Linked DNA regions of Homo sapiens: region 2 is linked to region 1. A link is an interaction called in ENCODE POLR2A ChIA-PET data of the cell type or tissue named here. Cell type or tissue: PC-9. All regions are shown on one strand. Each heading gives the region's core, and the rest is flanking DNA. Links, peaks and the distances in the headings are about the cores only. Region 1 overlaps SMURF1 (SMAD specific E3 ubiquitin protein ligase 1). Region 2 overlaps SMURF1 (SMAD specific E3 ubiquitin protein ligase 1).

Region 1 (6,954 bases), core at 1,420-3,919:
CCCTCTGTCCCTTGTTAACCAGCTTGCCTCCAGAGAAAGAGCTGTTCTTTTTTTTAATTTTATTTTAAATTTTTTTTAGAGATGGGGTCTTGCTATGTTGACCAGGCTGGTTTTGAACTCCTGGCCTCAAGTGATCCTCCCATCTCGGCCTTCCAAACTGCTAGGATTACAGCCGTGAGCCACCAGGCCCGGCCGAGCTTTTCTTACCATGGTATTCTTGTGTTCTTCCAGAGATTTTTTTAAAATGCCTCTTCCTTTTCTCACTCCCTCCCTCTTTTTCTTTTAACACAGATGGGAGCATTGTGTGTGCATTGTTGTATACTTGCTTTTTGCACATACGGATCAGGGATTTCTCTGTTTCCTTACCTCCTGATCTGCCTGCGTGGCAGGAACATTCACTATGCAATGACTATCCCTGTGCTCGTCAACGTTCCCGTGTGACCTTGCAGTTAGGTGGGACCATGTAACTACTTCTGGCTAGCAAACTGTGAGAAGTGAGTTGTCCCACTTCGGGGCTGAAGCACTAGGAACCTCCAGCTCTGCCACAGAAGCTGTGTGTCATGTGGTGGAGCCTCTATCAGCCTAGATCCCTGAGTGATTACGTGAAGCCGAAGCTGGCCCTTCCCCCCGGCCCCTGCTCAGACCCAACCTATGCTGAACACGTAGTTGAGCAAGAAATAAACTTCTGTTATGTTAATTTGTTTCTACATCACACAGCTCCTCTTGATATAGCTGATTTCTTTTTAATAGCTGTGAAATTCATAACACTTTGAATGAACCCAGTTCAGATGATCAAATGCTTAAGAACAAAAAAGCATCTAATTAAAGAATAATAACTTTAAATATACAAATATCAGATCAATGCATCTTATCCCAATGTGTTGCCACGCAAATATCTGTATACATAATTTCTAATTAAACTTTTTAATTTTTTTAAATTTATTTTTCTGAGATGGCGTCTCGCTCTGTCGCCCAGGCTGGAGTGCAATGGCGCAATCTCAGCTCACTGCAACCTCCATCTCCTGGGTTCAAGCAATTCTCCTGCCTCAACCTCCGAGTAGCTGGGACTACAGGCACATGCCACCACGCCCGGCTGATCTTTACATTTTTAATAGAGACAGGGTTTCACCATGTTGGCCAGGCTGGTCTCGAACATCTGACCTCGTGATCCGCCTGCCTCAGCCAACCAAAGTGCTGGGATTACAGGCGTGAACCACTGCACCCAGCCCAGCCCATAATTAAAAAAAAAAAAAAAGGAATATATGCTTATTGAAAAGTATAAAGAAGAAATAAGTACTTTATTATTTGAAATGAGGCTTGATTCTTTAATATTAAGGCTTATAATTTTTGCATTAGAATTTGATATTAATTTTCTCGTCATTCTAAAGGAAGATAAATACCAACGCCATACATGCTCGCTGTTCTCATTGAATACTACAGTCAATAGAGAGGAGTATTGAAAAAGACTGTCTCTACCAGAAACTTAACAGCCATAGGGAAATGGTACATTCGCTAGAAACAGTTAAGTAACAATACAAAGCGCCCCTGAGTCTAGTTGCTGGGGAGGCCAAATGTGAACTGGCTCTAGAAAGATCTGGGTGGGCTGAGAGACCATGTGGTAATAGCATAAGCGAAGACAGAGTGGACATGAGTCTGGCTGCTTTGCAGGTCAGACGGACAGAAGAGGTGCCAGGCAGGTAGAGGGAAGAGAGGACACTTGGCTTCTGTAGAAGTCGTGAGTTGTCGGGGAGATTGGATCAGGAAATGAGATGATAAATTGTAATTTTATAGGCCTGCTGGGTAGAAAGTAGGGACTTTTCCTTTCATGCCCTGAGGATAGCATGGGATCCAGGGACTGGAGTAGCATGGTAACTAAGGGCCAGGTGCTGGAGGCAAGTGGCCTGGGTTCCAGTCCTGGCTTTGCCACCTTCTAGCCGTGGAAAGTGCCAGCAGGGTGCACGGGTAAGTGTATAGGTAATGTGAGCTGTGATGATGACTGCTGTTGTGCTACTTGGGAAGGAACCTGGTGACACAGAGCGACACCTAATGAGGGAATAGATTAGGCCCCATTCACAAAGTGTGTTACTGTGTTTACACAAATGCTGGATGATAGTCTTTCTAGGATGTTTCATAAGCACTCCTTTATTGGGCCCAAAGTTTAGACTAAGTGCTTTACAAAGGTTCTTTAAAACAAAAACAAAAACAGAAACATTTATTGGCTGGGCACAGTGGCTCATGCCTGTAATCCCAGCACTGTGGGAGGCCAAGGTGGGAGGATGGCTTGAACCCAGGAGCTCAAGACCAGCTGGGGCAACATAGTGAGAACCTCCCATCTTTTAAAAAAACAAAAACAAAAAATTAGCCAGGCATGGTGGTGCATGCTTGTAGTTCCAGCTACTTGGGAGGCTGAGGCAGGAGGATCTCTTGAACCCAGGAGTTTGAGGCTGCAGTGAGCCATGATGGTGCTTCTGAACTCCAGCCTGGACAACAGAGTAAGACCCTGTCTCGAATGAATGAATGAATGAATGAATGAATGAATGAATGAAAATTTTTATTGAATAACTACTATGCTCTAGGTTGTCTGGCAAGTGGAGTACTGGATATAATAAACAGGGTAGAGACCAGAGGAAGTAAATACTGTTTATCCATTCTGTACATGGTTACTAAGTTAATGTCAGGTTTCTATTTGGCCCTTGAAAAACCACTCCAAGTAGGTGAGAAGTGTCTGTAAGTAAGTTAAATTTTTGTATGATGACGGATGTCTTGATAAAGCGCAGTGGCATTCAGAGGGAAGTTTAGTTGGCCCTGCCCTGGATGTCCTTGCTTTAGTATCTTGCTGCTTTATTGTAACATGCTTTCTTAAAACCTTCTTAGAAGTACTAGTTGGATCCCAACTGTGGCTCCTCCAGTCAATGGTAAGTTAGTATTTGTGTAGTGACTTTTTTTTTTTTCCTTTTTGACACTGGACCTACTTCCATTTACAGTCAGATACTGCTTAAAACCTTTTTGTGGGCAAAGTAGGTCAAACCTAAAGTGCACAGAAGGGAACTGTTCAGGTAGAGAGGCAGATTCTGTAGAAGCGCCTGTCCCGTTTTCCCTTCCCTGCCGTTGGATCACTTTTGCTAGAGCTGTGCAGCCTTCATGCCCAAAGCTTGGAGTCTCTCCAAAAGTATTCTAGAATGAGATTCTGCCAAGTGCTAGCATTAAAGCTTCAGTATTGGGACTTTGGAGTGCCCCTTCTGCCCTTTGGCCTTTTTAAATGGAAACTGGGCGAGGCTGGTAAGCTATACCTTACTATTCTAAGGTGACCACCACTTGGAGTGTGGGTTTAAGACTGCTGCCAACCTGGATTTCCAGTACAGCTCTGCTGCTTGCTAGTGGGGTGACTTTGGACAATAATAATAAAGCTATTTGTCAATTATTGAAGCTCTTTACTATTTGCCAGGCAGCAATGAGGCCAAGCACTTTTCATGAGTTGTATTTCCTCCTCTTGATAAACTCACAAGATAGGTCGTATTCTTGTCCCTATTTTTGAGACGGTGAGATGCAATGGAGTCAGCCAACCCAGTTCCACCACATACCAGTAGCCTTGGCCAAATCATGTGCTTCATCTTTAAGCCTCAGACAAGACCTACCCCATCAGGTTGTTGTTGCAAGGAACAAGTGAAGTAACCTGGCACCCAGCTGTTGCCCAGCACATGTTAGGGGCTGACTTGCCTAAGGCTGCACTGAGAGTATTTTGCAAGTGGACTAAAGTTGAACTGCTTTGGGAAGATATTTGGCTTCTTACTTTGTAAGTTGGAGTAAAGATTGTTTCTAAATCTAGTTCTTTTCCTTTTTGTCTCTAGATTAAACTCTTACTATATCATTCAGTTAGGAGCTCTCATGTTTAGCCAACGTTCTCAGAAAGTGATCAGTTCAAGGGCTGTGGCATGGAGGGGAAGTGATGCAAGCTTTATTATGATACAGATGAGTAACCATATAAAATGGAAAATAATATTTGTTCTCCCCACATTCCCATCCCCTCTTACCAACCTAATATTTATCTATCTATCTATTTTGAAATATTTGAGGCAGAGTCTCTCTCTGTCACCCAGGCTAGAGTGCAGCGGTGCAATCATAGCTCACTATAGCCTCAACCTCCTGGGCTCAAGCAGATCCTCCCACGTTGGCCTCCTGAGTAGCTGGGACTACAGGTGTGCACTACCATGCCCGGCTAATTGTTTAATTTTTTATAGAGACAGGGTCTCACAATGTTGCCCAGGCTGGTCTCGAACTCCTGGTCTCTAGTGATCCTCTCAGCCTCCCAAAGTGCTGGAATTACAGGCGTAAGCCACCACGCCCTGGCCATAATATTTATTTTTTTATTGCCATTTATAACTTGGCTTACACTGCTACTGGCTATTTACTAAAAATCAGAGCAAACTTTGCCTTATTATTATGTATTGCATATATATTTTTGAAAGGTCACTCTTGCAGTTTTACTAAAAAAAAAATAAATAAAAGTTTCAGTGAATTCCGGAAGTTTGGGAATTCTCGGTTTACGCTAGCCCTGTCCTGTGTTTCTGTTTGGCTCTGTCCTCAGGCCTTGCCACCATTTTCTCTCGGTGAAAGAACTTGGCTTCACATTCTGTTCAGTTTCATGAACCTGCCTGTCACTTTGAGGCAGCGTTTGGGATTCTGCTTCATTAGCCTTTGAACTCATGAACCAAGTTGAGAGGATTTGCTACTATAGACAATTATTTGATCTTCGAGATATTTTGAACAGTTCCCAAGTGCAACACCAGTGGTTGTCCAAAAGACACAGAGAAGTGATGTGAAATTTTAATTATGTAAAAAAAAAAAAAAAAAAAAAAAAGAAAGAAAGAAAAAAGCCCTGTGGCATGGTTGATGTCAGTGCTATGGAGTGAGCCTTTTAGTAGTGCGGTCAAGGACACTACTTTTTTTTTTTTTTTTTTTTGACACGGAATCTCGCTCTGTCACCCAGGCTGGAGTGCAATGGTGCCATCTTGACTCACTGCAACATCTGCCTCCCAGGTTCAAGCAATTCTTCTGCCTCAGCCTCCCAAGTAGCTGGGATTACAGGCGCCCGCCACCACACCTGGCTAATTTTGTATTTTTTAGTAGAGATGAGGTTTCATCATGTTGGCCAGGCTGGTCTTGAACTCCTGACCTTGGGTGATCCACCTGCCTTGGCCTCCCAAAGTGCTGAGATTACAGGTGTGAGCCACTGCGCCCGGCCTTTTTTTTTCTTCTTCTTCTTCTTTTTTTTTTTTGAGACAGAGTCTCACTCTATTGCCCAGGCTGGAGTGCGGTGGCCCGATCTCGGCTTACTGCAACCTCTGCCTCCCGGGTTCAAGCGATTCTCCTGCCTCAGCCTCCTGAGTAACTGGGATCACAGGCATGCGCCACCATGCCCAGATAATTTTGTATTTTTAGTAGAGATGGGGTTTCACCATGTTGCCCAGGCTGGCCTCGAACTCTTGACCTCAGATGATCCACCAGCCTCAGCCTCCCAAAGTGCTGGGATTACAGGCGTGAGCCACCTGCCCGGCCTAACATTTCAAAATGCTAAAAACAGGTTCTTGTAGTCTTTTCCTTGGGTCCAGCATCGTTTGTTGCTGACTATATCAAGCAGCTACCAAGATGGCGCAGTGAAGGTGATGCGCAGTGGAGACTGTTCCCCTCGCCGCTCCCTGGTTCCTGCAGAGAGTCCTGTTGGCAGCTCGTTGGAACAATGGTTTTCCCCTGGAGTTTGAGGAGCTTGTCTTGGGTGTGGTGCATCCCTACACCATGTGTACAGTTTCCAGACTGCTATGATTTTATCTCTCAGCAATGCGCCAAGAGGTTTTAGTGAAAATTTAAAAACCGCCAAATCGCCTATCAAACCGAGTTTGAAAAGAGACCTCTTGGGAAAGGACAAGCTAACTATTCTAAGTGGTCTACGATCCAAAGCATTTCCTGGGCTGAGTGTTTATCAAAGCTGAGCTTTACTTCCAAACTAAGCTTGGGAAGGATCTGGGAGTGTTTCCCAGCTGACTGGGGGCGGGGAGAAGAGGAGGATGCGAGTGTTAAAGAACAGAGAAAATATCACTCTCTTTTCTTTTACACAGTTATCTGCTGAAATCTGTCTATAGATATGGCTTGCAAACTAGGTGTTGTTTTGGAGGAGAGAGAGGATAGGTCTGCTAAGTGTTAATTTAGAAATTATATACAATATCTTAATTTTATTTTGGGAATGGAACATTGGGTAAGATTAGCTTTTAAATGGATCAGCTTTACTCTTCAAGGTTAGAAAAATGCATAGAAAATAGCATTATTTCCCTGTTAATTGTCATTAATCTCAACTCACACTATTTTTTTTTTTTTTTTTTTTTTGCTTTGACTCTTACCATCTCAGAATTCAAGGTCTAAATTGACATATTTGGGAAGAGCAGGGTGTTGGGGAAACAGAACTGGTAAGTAGATGGTTTTCCTCTCCCATCTGACTCAGTGTTAGAGAACTCTGTTGGAGACAGTGTTAATTTCAATATCTTGATGCCCGATTTTATCGTTACAGACATCCTGTTATACAGAATAGCTTATTTGCTCTCTTAATAGAAATCTTGTAAAGAAAATCCATCTTCCTTATTTCACTGTTTCTTTCCCTAAAAGTTTTTGTATACCACCCCTTTATCAAGAATTAAGATGTTGGGGAAAAAAAAAAAACAAATCTTTTTGGGCTAAATAATGCCAGCTTCACTTCCCTCAATGATGACACATTTATCTGTATTTTAAAGTTGTTTTTTTTTTTTTCTCCCTTTCCCACTACACTGCTCTGCATGTGGGTTCCCTAGCTGAGAAGCTGCCATTGATGGTGAAAGACTTTAATCTAAATTTAGATTCTCTTCAGAGGTTTCGTGGAATACTTCCTTAAATTAAGCCACAGACTGCAAAAGCTGCTGCTGAGTGGGG
Region 2 (6,954 bases), core at 1,816-4,315, 68 kb after region 1:
CTGTCACCCAGGCTGGAGTGCGGTGGCGTGATCTCAGCTCACTGCAACCTCCGCCTCCCGGGTACAAGTGATTCTCCTACCTCAGCCTCCCAAGTAGCTGGGATTATGGACATATGCCACCATGCCCAGCTAATTTTTGTATTTTTTAGTAGAGATGGGGTTTCACCATGTTGGCCAGGCTGGTCTTGAACTCCTGACCTCAAGTGATCTGCCCACCTTAGCCTCCCAAAGTGTTGGGATTACAGGCGTGAGCCACTGCGCCCGACTGCATTTGGCATGTTCATAGATTTTTATGGTTTGGTTTTGTACATGTGATCCTCAAACTTTTCAATCTCCTGGCCATTTTAGCAGAAAAAAAGGCCATAGTTTGTGAACTCCACATGCTACTGTTTTTCAGCAAAACCCTAAACCTAGTTGTAGTTTCTACCTAAAAAATGCATTTTTTTTTTTTTTGAGATGGAGTCTTGCTTTGTCGCCCAGGCTAGAGTGTGCAGTGGCGCGATCTCGGCTCACTGTGACCTCCACCTCCTGGATTCAAGTGATTCTCCTGCCTCAGCCTCCCAAGTAGCTGGAATTACAGGCATCCGCCAGCATGCCCAACTAATTTTTGTATTTTTAGTTGAGACGGGGTTTCACCATCTTGGCCAGGCTGGTCTCGAACTCCTGACCTCATGATCCACCCGCCTCAGCCTCCCAAAGTTCTGGGATTACAGGCGTGAGCCACTGTACCAGGCCTAAAAAATTCATTATTATGACTGTATGTTTCTGTTGACTTTGAAAATTTTTGCTTTTTAGTACATATATATTTTCTGCAAGAGAAAATATAGTTTTATATGATCAAAGCCATCAATTTCTTATAGTCATTCAAAAACTGGATTGTACTTTGAAGACCACTATTTTATTTTATTTTATTTTATTTTATTTTATTTTATTTTATTTTATTTTATTTTATTTTATTTTTTTTTGAGATGGAGTCTTGCTCTGTCGCCCAGGCTGGAGTGCAGTGGCGGGATCTCGGCTCACTGCAAGCTCCGCCTCCCGGGTTCACGCCATTCTCCTGCCTCAGCCTCCCAAGTAGCTAGGACTACAGGCGCCCGCCACTACGCCCGGCTATTTTTTGTAGTTTTAGTAGAGACGGGGTTTCACCGTTTTAGCCGGGATGGTCTCGATCTCCTGACCTCGTGATCCGCCCGCCTCGGCCTCCCAAAGTGCTGGGATTACAGGCGTGAGCCACCGCGCCCGGCCTATTTTATTTTTAAATTAAATTAAATTTTTTTTTCAAACAGAGTCTCGCTCTGTTGCCCAGGCTGGAGCGCAGTGGCGCAATCTTGGCTCACCGCAACCTCCTCCTGCTGGGTTCAAGCGATTCTCGATCTTCAGCCTCCCGAGTAGCTGGGATTACAGGTACCCGCCACCATGCCTGGCTAATTTTTATATTTTTAGTAGAGATGGGTTTCACCATGTTGGCCAGGCTGGTCTTGACCTTCTGACCTCAGGTGATCCACCTTGGCCTCCTGAAGTGCTGGGATTATAGGCGTGAGCCACTGCACCTGGCTGTGAAGACCACTATTTTATATGCACCCATGTTTTCATGTTCCTACTAAGATATTTTCATCAAAGTAATCCTGAAAGATTATTGTCTTTTAGTTAATACAAATTATACTGTATTTGGGTGGGATTTTTAAGAATTATATTCTAAGATTCAGTTTCAGTGACACTGAGGCTGTGTAAGTGGGTTGAGTTCCTCTCTCCGTTGACTTGCAGTGACAGTAAATGGAGGTTTAATGTCTTAGTGTCCTCTTGTGTACTTTGAATAGATCCGTAGGTTTGTAAGTAGTCCCTTGTCGCAAACCAGTATTCTGTATCAAACCTAATTGGTGAGAATTTATGAATCATGTTACTGTCCTATGCGACTATTAAAATATAGTAAATTTGCTGGGTGCAGTGGCTCACACCTGTAATCTAAGCACTTTGGGAGGCCGAGGCAGGAAGATCACCTGAGGTCAGGAGGTTGAGACCAGCCTGGCCAACATGGTGAAACCCCGTCTCTACTAAAAATACAAAAATTAGCCAGGTGTGGTGGCAGGTGCCTGTAATCTCAGCTGCTGGGGAGGCTGAGGCAGGAGAATTCCTTGAACCCAGGAGACAGGTTGCAGTGAGCTAACACTGCGCCATTGCACTCCGGCCTGGGCGACAAGAGCAAAATTCCGTCTCAAAAAAATAAAAAAATAAATAAAAATAAATAAAATATAGTAAGTCTGTTATAAGATTATTATCATCGTGTGGTTATCTACATTTGCCCCTTCCATAAGGAGCAAGGTAGTTCTTCTTCCCAGCTTGTTGAAATTAATGGATACGTATTTATTAAATGCCTGTTACATGTGTAATACAGAGGCAACATTATTTTATAAGGTTTCTTAAAGAGAAAATCTCAATGAGATATCATAATTCAGAAATACAATTAAAAGCTGGGCATAGTAGCTCATGCCTGTAATCCCAGCACTTTGGGAGGCCAAGGCAGGTGGATCACCTGAGGTTAGGAGTTCAAGACCAACCTGGCCACATGGCGAAACCCCATCTCTACTAAAAATACAAAAATTAGCCAGGCATGGTGATGCACGCCTGTAGTCCCAGCTACTCGGGAGGCTGAGGCAGGAGAATCACTTGAACTTGGGAGTTGCAGTGAGCTGAGATCACACAACTGCACTCCAGCCTGGGGGCAACAGAGCAGGATTCTATCTCAAAAAAAAAAAAAAACAAAACAAAAAAAACCAAACACAATTAAAAATGAGTTTTGCACTTTCTTTCCAGATATGTTGGGAAAACGGATTCGATAACCATTAGCGTGTGGAACCATAAGAAAATTCACAAGAAACAGGGAGCTGGCTTCCTGGGCTGTGTGCGGCTGCTCTCCAATGCCATCAGCAGATTAAAAGATACCGGATGTAAGAACCAAACACTTTCCTGCCTCTTAATGCAACCAAAGAAAGCTTAGGAGGCATCGTTTTTTGTTTTGATCGCTGAATACTGAATTCCTGCCTTCCTCCCTAGTTCACGTTCCTTGGGTTAAGTTTTGAATTGTTTGTTTACAGACCAGCGTTTGGATCTATGCAAACTAAACCCCTCAGATACTGATGCAGTTCGTGGCCAGATAGTGGGTAAGAACTTTCTTGTCTGTGTAAAGAGATGCTTTTCCAGAACTTACATTCAACCCTTCATCGCCGAGAACTCACATACAGGCACTGACGATGCTGACGGGCCTCAGAGGACAGACCACGTACGGGGCCTTCTCTTCAGTACTAGGAAGTTTTGTCTTGTGTAGTTTTTATTATTTTATCTAATTCCCTTCTCCTGGCTTTTTTTTTTTTTTGGTTTTTTTTTTTTTGAGATGGAGTGCAGTGGTGAGATCTCAGCTCACCTCAACCTCCGCCTCCCAGGTTCCAGCGATTCTCCTGCCTCAGCCTCCCGAGTACTTGGGACCACAGGTGTGTGCCACCACGCCTGGCTAATTTTTGTATTTTTAGTAGAGGCGGAGTTTCACCATGTTGGCCAGGCTGGTCTCGATTTCCTGACCTCGAGTGATCTGCCCGCCTTGGCCTCCCAAAGTGCTGGGCTTACAGGCGTGAGCCACCATGCCCGGCCCCCTTCTCTTGGCTTTTAAAGTTGAGTAAAAATGACTCGGGTACAGAAAGATTTAGGGTTAGAATTTTAAATGTAATTTTAATCATCACATTTATGGACAATACATTTTTGACCGTATTATCCAAGGGTAGATAATAAGAATGGTGGCCACACATACAGGAGTTGGGAAATAGTTTCTTCTGGAAGCCCCATCATATATGTAAAAAGCATAGAGTTGTGAAGAATTCCATGTAATATGATTTGTACAGTCAGGGGACTGCATTATTTAGAATGAAAAATTAAAGTGTGCTAATGTTACAAAGTGTTGGCTAGAGGCAGTCTGTTGGAAGTGATTTAGCTGTTAAATAACTCATCCTATTATCCACCCACTTGTATTAGTGTTTTAGGGTAACTCAGATATTGACTTGGAAGCACTGCTGCATGGAATAAAAAAAAAAAGGTCTCTCTGCAGCACACTGGAGTGATTCTCACTCCAAATCTTTTAGGTATTGTCCTGTGTAGACCTGACCCAAGATAAATGAATAGTGCAGACATACACCCTGAAATCTACCATCATGAAAAAGTTCTCACCGAATGCTTTCCTGCGTGTAATTTCTTTTTTCTTTGTGGCGGGATGTGCCAGGGAGAAAAATGAGTAACTGAAAACAACTTTATAAAAGTCTTGTTCATAGTAAAGATAGAGAATAAATATTTAGATTCACTTAGACTTTGCAGATACTGAAAGTACTCTCTGTGTCTTTATTCATTTTTTTTTTGACACGGAGTCTTGCTCTGTCGCCCAGGCTGGAGTGCAGTGGCATGATCTTAGCTCACTGCAACCTCCGCCTCCCGCGTTTAAGCGATTCTCCTGCCTCAGCCTCCTGAGTAGCTGGAGTTACAGCTGCTTGCCACCACGCCTGGGTAATTTTTTGTATTTGTAGTGGAGACGGGGTTTTGCCATGTTGGCCAGACTGGTCTGGAACTCCCAGCCTCAGGTGATCCGCCCGCCTTAGCCTCCCAGAGTGCTGGTATTACAGGTGTGAGCCACTGTGCCCGGCCTCTCTGTGTCTTTATTAAACTTAAGTCAGAATGTTCTTAAGAAATAAAAACTGGGCTCAGTGGCACATGCCTGTAGTCTAGCTACTCTGAGGCTGAGGTGGGAGGATTGCTCAAGCCCAGGAGTTTGAGGCCAGCCTGGGCAACACAGTGAGACTTAATCCCCCCCAAAAAAACTTCTTATTTTTATTATTTTTTTTAATTTTTAATTTTTTTTGGAGACAGAGTCTCACTCTGTCACCCCTGCTGCAGTTCAGTGGCGCGATCTTAGCTCACTGTAACCTCCGCCTCCTGGGTTCAAGCAATTCTCCTGCCTCAGCCTCCCAAGTAGCTGGGACTACAAGTGTGTGCCACCATGCCTGGCTCATTTTTGTATTTTTAGTAGAGATGGGGTTTTGCCATGTTGCCCAGGCTGGTCTCAAACTCCTGAGCTCAGGCGATCCTCCCTTCTTGGCCTCCCAAAGTGCTGGGATTACAGGCATGAGCCACCGTGCCTGGCCCAAAAAAAGTCTTCTTAAAAAATAAATCTTCTTGAAAATAACTTAGAGGGACTGAATATTACATTGTTATTTTTATGGAGACCAGGAGAAACATAGCACCCTTTTCTTCACCACATTTACAAGGAATATTCCAAGTAGCATGCAGCTACTGGAGTAAAATGCTTCGTATTGGAAAGCATAGGAATATATGTGTGTATGCATACACATATGCCTCGTTTTTTATGATATTGTACATAAATTCTAAATTAGCAATGACTCACTGTATTATAATTATGTAAACCCCGCTGGGTTTTAACACAAGTCGTTCTTTTCTCTTTTAGTCAGTTTACAGACACGAGACAGAATAGGAACCGGCGGCTCGGTGGTGGACTGCAGAGGACTGTTAGAAAATGAAGGGTACGTATAACCACAGCAAGAGGCGGGCTGAGTTCTCTGCTGCCTTAACCTCTCGGCCTATAGGAAAGCGCCCTTCCCTCCTTAAGTCACTCTGCAGAATGCTTGAGATGCATAAAGGATGTTGGGATAAAACTGTGAACCAGTTTACTTGGCTATAAAGGAAGCTGTAAATACAACTGGAGTTGGCTGGGCGTGGTGGCTCACGCTTATAATCCCAGCAGTTTGGGAGGCCGAGGCAGGTGGATCACGAGGTCAGGAGATTGAGACCATCCTGGCTAATACGGTGAAACCCCATCTCTACTAAATATGCAAAAAATTAGCCAGGCGTGGTGGTGGGCGCCTGTAGTCCCAGCTACTGGGGAGACTGAGGCAGGAGAATTGCTTGAACCCGGGAGGAGGGGGTTGCAGTGAGCCAAGATCATGCCACTGCACTCCAGCCTGGGTGACAGAGCAAGACTCTGTCTCAAAAACAAACAAACAAACAACTGGGGTTGTGCCTGACTCAAAATCCAGTGAAAGAGGCTCCCACGGGCCAAAGATGGGTGAGTTTGAGCATCAATAAGAATTATAACTGCCTGTAATCCCAGCACTTTGGGAGGCCAAGGTGGCCAGAGACTTTGGTCTCGAGTTTGAGACCAGCCAGGGCAACATAGCGAGACTTTGTCTCTACCAAAAAATAAAAAATAACAAATTAGCTGGGCATGGTGGCACGCACCTATAATCCCAGCTGCTAGGGAAGCTGAGGTGGGAGGATTGCTTTGAGTCCAGGAGTTTGAAGTTGCAGTGAACCCTGATCACACCACTGCGCTCCACCTTGGGCGACACAGCAAGACCCTGGCTCAAAGAAAAGAAAAGAATTATAACTGCCATGAATTTGGAACATATCAGATATATTAAAAATCTTTGGGTTCATAATGACGGGGGGAGGAACTCAACACACTAAAAAAATACAACAAACTGCCGAACCGTCATTGGTCACTGTCACAATTTTGCAGTCCCCCATGAATTAATGGACCTGGCCAACAAGCAGTAATTGCTAACAACATCACAAAAGAGAGATGATCCAACATTAACACACCTCTTGGAAATACAGGGAACCAGGAATGTGTCTCACGGCCCCAAGGGAATATAATCAACAAACATCCAGAATGGGGCCTTCTGTAGGACAGACAACCCAGGGTCTTCAACAAATAGACTGCAAGAAAAGCAAAGACAGGAGGGAAGGAGAACCTGTCAACAATTCATATTCAAACAAACTTGAGACATAGCTACACATGCAAGGTGTGGACTTTGGATCCTGATTTATGAGACAATTGGAGAAATCTGAACACCGGTATTTGATTTTTTTAAAAAATTAATGAACATTTTTTAGTCATGATAA

The links. Peaks named below come from ENCODE experiments on the same cell type or tissue, not always from the same donor. Only the 100,000 strongest peaks of a DNase experiment are listed, where the experiment ranks them.
Region 2: POLR2A ChIA-PET joins it to region 1 with 16 read pairs; 4 of 35 experiments call an interaction of 5 or more read pairs at or near these places.

The regions. Positions count from the first base shown.
Region 1 is chr7:99,120,650-99,127,603 of GRCh38, reverse strand. All of the region lies in intron 1 of SMURF1 (SMAD specific E3 ubiquitin protein ligase 1), which reads left to right. Among named protein-coding and RNA genes, the nearest start is that of SMURF1, 20 kb to the left of the region's middle. In PC-9, for the core only: no CTCF peak of the experiment used is centred there; DNase peaks (open chromatin) are centred at 2,044, 2,733 and 3,663; H3K4me3 peaks cover 1,046 bases; H3K27ac peaks cover 2,500 bases.
Region 2 is chr7:99,053,409-99,060,362 of GRCh38, reverse strand. SMURF1 (SMAD specific E3 ubiquitin protein ligase 1) reads left to right here. Exons shown (of 18, transcript NM_181349.3): 4 at 2,812-2,945; 5 at 3,093-3,158; 6 at 5,498-5,573. Among named protein-coding and RNA genes, the nearest start is that of SMURF1, 87 kb to the left of the region's middle. RefSeq lists a silencer at 4,483-4,777. In PC-9, for the core only: no CTCF peak of the experiment used is centred there; no DNase peak of the experiment used is centred there.